2 separate regions of the Homo sapiens genome follow, and region 2 is linked to region 1. A link is an interaction called in ENCODE POLR2A ChIA-PET data of the cell type or tissue named here. Cell type or tissue: PC-3. All regions are shown on one strand. Each heading gives the region's core, and the rest is flanking DNA. Links, peaks and the distances in the headings are about the cores only. Region 1 holds the start of LOC107985853 (a long non-coding RNA gene). Region 2 has its middle 79 kb from the start of TRIB2.

The links. ChIA-PET counts read pairs that join two places held together with the same protein. Peaks named below come from ENCODE experiments on the same cell type or tissue, not always from the same donor. Only the 100,000 strongest peaks of a DNase experiment are listed, where the experiment ranks them.
Region 2: POLR2A ChIA-PET joins it to region 1 with 6 read pairs; 4 of 35 experiments call an interaction of 5 or more read pairs at or near these places.

The regions. Positions count from the first base shown.
Region 1 is chr2:12,485,305-12,488,117 of GRCh38, forward strand. The region is part of intron 4 of MIR3681HG (MIR3681 host gene); the gene reads left to right. It overlaps LOC107985853 (a long non-coding RNA gene), which reads left to right and starts at 979. Exons shown (of 3, transcript XR_001739290.3): 1 at 979-1,207; 2 at 1,316-1,448; 3 at 2,333-2,813. In PC-3, for the core only: no CTCF peak of the experiment used is centred there; a DNase peak (open chromatin) is centred at 1,457; H3K4me3 peaks cover 406 bases; H3K27ac peaks cover 526 bases.
Region 2 is chr2:12,636,376-12,639,188 of GRCh38, forward strand. No RefSeq gene overlaps it. Among named protein-coding and RNA genes, the nearest start is that of TRIB2, 79 kb to the right of the region's middle. In PC-3, for the core only: no CTCF peak of the experiment used is centred there; a DNase peak (open chromatin) is centred at 1,636.

The DNA of each region.
Region 1 (2,813 bases), core at 69-2,568:
CATGTCTGGGAAATGGTGAGAAGTTAGAAATTTATTGTCTTCTCATCTCTGCCATCAGTAATGTGAAAACGGGTTATGGAACTTGCAGGGTTTCCCCAGCCTCTGGACAGTTGGATAAGCCACAGGTGATATCAGAGGTAAAATGCCCCAGCTGTCAATGAAATGTGAGATTAGAGCAACCTAGAACTCTCTGTGACAGCTGGGTATGTCCCCTCTGAATCTGGTTGGCCAGCAGGTCCACCTTCTGCACCAGAGTGAACTGGAGAAGGAGTAGAAACGGTAAGGGAGGCCCCAGGCAGATCACAAGGCCCTGCTGGGGATGATGACTTAGGGTTGCAAACTATAATTCCAAATCAATTCACAAAAAAGATTTTCGTCGGGGTTTCTTAACCTGAAGTTCGCAGATTGTTTTCCAAAAAACTCTGTGAATACCCTGACATTTTACAGAAAACTTCCCATTTGCATATGTGCAGTTTTTGTGGAGAAAGTCTGACCATATTTTTCACCACATTTGAAGAGAAATCTTGGTAGCCCCAAATATTTGTGATGCATTCATCTGGATGTAGTGATTCAGAAATAAATAAAACCTTGGTCTGTCAAAACAGTTTTTCTGCTTGGCAAAACAAAATAAGAATCTGAAAAGCAGATAGTCTTGAGTTCACATTCTAGACATAAGTTAATTCTGTTCCTTATTAACTGTGTGACTTCAGCCAATTACCCAACCTCTCTGTTTCCTTTTCTGTAATAATATCTACTTAGATATTTTGGGGGAACAGTGGGTGAGGCATAAAATTAAATAATATAAACAAATGACTAGCACATAGGAGGCAATCCTATATCATAGTAATTATTTTTACTATTTTATTGCTAATATGCTGGGGTTGCTCAGGGGACAGAGAAACTTTCTGACTGAGTTTTTGGTGACAGTATTTAGAGAAAAAACAGTGTCTGGCTGAAGGCCCTGTCTCCAAATGTTCTGGCAATGTTGCTTTTGGCTGTCCCTGGCTGGTGTCTGTCTTTACCTTGAACTGCCCTAAGATTAGAATTTCTTGTAAACGGTGACTTAATTATTCGCCTGCATCCTTTTACAACGTCGGGCTGCTTCCCCCTGTGCTCAGGGAGTTGCCTCTCTGGCTGCTGCTTAGAGTGGACTGGAATTGACTTGTCTGACTGCTCTTTTTGAGGGCATTATCTCCAGTCCCTGAAGGTAAGTGTGGAGGTGCACATACATTTTAGGCCACTCCACTCAGGCATACCCACCTGTTTTTGGTGGCCTTGTGCAGGCACTCATGTAGACTTGGCGTGGGCTTTTTAGGCAAGAAAAGTGGCCAGAATGAAGCACATCCGAGAATGAAAAAGAGAAGGTCACCACGAAAAGCTTCAGCAGCAAACCAGTGAACTAGCTGCAGATGAAAGGGAATTCCAGTCTGACTCATCATGGGATCAAGGTAGATTCTTCACTAAGTAAAGCTTGTGGTGAATTTCTGTGCTTAAGAAAGTGTTTTGCAATTGGAGAATTCCTATGCATCCTCAAAGCAAATATCACCTCCTTCCCAAAGCCTTACCTGAACCCCTAGACAGAGGGGGATGTTGCTTCCTCTGTCCTGCATGAACACTAGGACATAGCCCTACGTCTATCTAGCCCTCCTCCCCTGGGAGCTTATTCAGATGTCTGTCTTCCATTAGGCAGTGGTCGTATGCCTTACCAAACACCTTTATTTCTTTTCTTTCTCTCTTTCTTTCCTTTTTTTGTTTTTTTGTTTTGGAGTCTTGCTCTGTTGCTCAGGCTGGAGTGCAGTGGCATGGTCTCAGTTCACCGCAACCTCCACCTCCCAGGTTCAAGCAATTCTCCTGCTTCAGCCTCCTGAGCAACTGAGATTACAGGCACCTGCCACCACGCCCGGCTAATTTTTTGTATTTGTAGTAGAGATGGGCTTTTGCCATGTTGGCCAGACTGGTCTTGAACTCCTGACCTCAGGTGATCCACTCACCTCGGCCTCCCAAAGTGCTGGGGTTGAGCGAGAGAGGAAGAGAGGAAGGGAGGAAGGGAGGATGGAAGGAAGGAAGTCCTGTTTCTGAAGTGAGAAAGACATGAGTTCTGTTTCCATGTCCACAACTCACTTTATGCAAAGCCTTAAACAAACTTGAACTTCTCTGAGGTTTAGCTTCCCCTCCTCTAAAAGGGGAACATGCTGGTTGTCTTGCAGGGTTGATTTAGGGATCAAACAAAGTCAATAGGTGAAAATAAAAAGAAATGGGGTGGAAGTAATTACGAATCAGCTCCTAATTAAGAAATAAACAATGTGTTTCTCTTTCCTCTCCCTAAATTCAGTTGTTTCCCAGGCATTCGCCCCATGTGTGGACTGCAGGGATAATGTGTCTCTGGACAGAAGTCTCTCTCGTTTGACTGCTGTGGATTCCCGCAGACTCTAGAACACCAGTCTCCCTCCTCTCCTGGCCATCCTGCAGGGAGCCACCCTTGTAGTCTTTCTAGAACCCACATGTCATGCTCATGCTGAATAACACCCATGAGTTCTCCAGTGTCATCAAGATGAAATCCAAGCTCCAGTGCATGGCCCTCTGCCCTCCGGACCGGGCCTGACTCTCCTCCTTTCTCTCCCCACATCAATCCAGGGCTCCCTGGAATCACCATGCTGCTTTTGTCTTTCTGCCTCAGCCTGGGCTGCAGCTTTAGCCAGGACACGTTCTCTGCCTTTTTCTTATTCATTTACCAGGAAAACTTCTAGTTTCCTTGAAGACTCACTTCAAGGCTCTCTTTCTCCTGGAAACTTGGTTTCCTCCCAGACAGAATT
Region 2 (2,813 bases), core at 147-2,646, 150 kb after region 1:
TGGATTTATTTCTTATACAAAGAATTTGACTGTATTCTCACATTCATGTTCAGCCTTGCCCCACTTTCTGAATGACCATCTATCTCCCTCCTCCACCCTGGCACACCTCGCTGGCAAACACCTACTCAGCCTTCAATTCCTGCTGAGGAGGCTTTCCTGAGCAATTCTCTTCTGTTCTCCCCCCAGTAGAATTGCATTCTATTCTCCACGGAATTCCATCAGAGAAGCTGTAACATATCGTTATACTTATTTGCTTATCTTCTACCCTTACTAACCTGTGAGCACACTGGGAACAGAAGCACCCAATTCATCTTTGCATCCCAGAGCTGGGCACATGTTTGTTGAAAGAATGAATCAGTCAATCATTCAAGGTTGATCAAAAGTAACCTTAACTGAATAACCTCATATTTTTTTCTGGTCTACATTAAACTTGGTCATGCTGGCAATTGGAATTAGAACCTTTGTAAATACAAACCTAAACAAATCACATTTTAAAAGAAACTCCTTTTGGTTTTGTTCTTTTCTTGGATGCTTTCTTCTGCCCATCAGAATTTAGGATGGAAACTTGAATAGGCAATTAGCATGACAGCCCCAGTGATTACTCCCATAAGCTACAGTCCTTAAGTGGTAGAAAATAGAGGCCTTGGGTAGACTTGAGTGTATTTCCTTATTAGGAAATCACAGTGATTTCATGAAAGTCACAAAGGAAATGTTTTTACTGAGAAATAGCATGCTGTAACTAATGAGGAAAGGAAAAAAGTATGTATTTTTAAATCCCACATACTAACACTATGTCTAACAATGAAATTATGTATTCAGGAAATTCTAAGCTTACACTTGGCCCAGTTGAACAGAGAGATATTAATTTATCTGAAGCCCCAGTGTATAAAAAGACATCTGACATGGTCATGGCTTGCAGCACTGTGTCTGTTATCAGTTTCAGGGGCACTTTCCCAGGCATGCCGTCATGGAATCCTCACAATGGGTAGGTGGCTTTCACATGTTTAACAGAAATGGGAATTGAGGCTGTGATTTTTAAAGCAGCTTGTCTGAAAACATGCAGTGGTCAGACCAGAGCCAAGACATGAGCCATGTCTGCCTGCTTGTCACAGCTCCAGAGCTGTACTCCTATGACAGTGTGCAGACCACATATTGTAACTCAAATAAATTAACCTAGAGATTAGTATGAAATTGTTTATATGATTACTAAAATACATGGTAGAAGCTTATTGAGTATCTTTGTTTTTTTTTTGAGATGGAGTCTTGCTCTGTCACTCAGGCTGGAGGGGAGTGGTGTGATTTCAGATCATTGATTGCAACCTCTGCCTCCTGGGTTCAAGCAATTCTTCTGCCTCAGCCTCCCAAGTAGCTGGAATTACAGGCACCCACCACCACTCCTGGCTAATTTTTGTATTTTTAGTAGAGATAGGGTTTCACCATGTTGGTCAAGCTTGTCTCAAACTCCTGACCTCAAGTGATCCACCCGCCTCTGTCCTTGAGTATCTTTGAAACTCTCTTGAATAACCCTTGAAAAATGAATTTTAAATGAAAAAAAAAAGGAGGAAAATAAAGCTTGGGACACAAGCAACTCTGGCTCTAGTCCTGGCTTTGATGACAAATTCACAGTTTGCCCTTGAGTGAGTCATTTTTTCAGGCTTGACCTAAGTCAAATAAGATGTTTGGGCTTTGTAATTTCAAAAGTGCATCTATCTCTGGCTATCTTATGCTATGGGAAAGAAGGCAAGACTAAAGAATAAAATATTCTGGATATCCTTGCAATGACCAATTCTTAAACTGGAAAGAATCCTCAGCAGGGTTGACAGTGGCTGATCAGCACCCATCATCCACCAACATTCACTTTTAAATAAATGAATTAATGAATGAATCAGTTATCCCTTCTTATAATTTTACTTGGGTTCAATTTTTAAGAAATTTATATTCCTGTGCATGTTTTTTACATCTTGTCTATGTCCTGGTGTCGACCAACGTGGACAATGTAAATCAGGATAGCATTAGAACAAAGCAAGAAAGATGTACAGAGGGGAACGGAATTAACAGCACATAATAGTGACATCTCAGCTCAGCCAAGGCAGAAGGGCAATTGTCAGGAAGGCTTTTGTGAATCACTGACTTCGTAAAGTGTTGATTTTTTTTTTTTTTAATTTGAGGTGGAGTCTCGCTCTGTTGCCCATGCTGGTGTGCTGGTGTGCATTGGCGTGATCTCGGCCCACTGCAACCTCAGCCTCCTGGGTTTGAGTGATTCTCCTGCCTCAGCCTCCCGAGCAGCTGGGAGTACAGGCATGCACCATGACACCTGGCTAATTTTTGTATTTTTAGTAGAGACAAGGTTTTGCAATGTTGGCCAGGCTGGTCTCGAATTCCTGACCTCAAGTGATCCACCTGCCTTCCACCTCCCAAAGTGCTGGGATTACAGGCGTGAGCCACCGTGCCCAGAAAATGTTGATATTGTTTATTCGATCCTTTTGTACAAACAGATCTTTTCTTCTTCAAATATTTTCTTACTTTAAGCAGTGAGAACACAAAAATGTCGTGAATGTAACTTTTCTTCTTAACAACTGTAAAGAAGAAGGAAATCCACATGGTCCACAGCTTGTAAAAAGTCTTTAGAACGCCCTTATATAAGCCTTGGTGTCATGTCCAGAATTCTTTTTTCAATACTATATATCCATAGTTTCTATCTATTGGAAAACACCAAGCTCTGTTCATTTCTGTAATGCATACCATTCTGATCTTAGTTATACACTCAACACCTCTCTCTGATCCGAGGTATTGATAGCAACCTCTTGACTCCT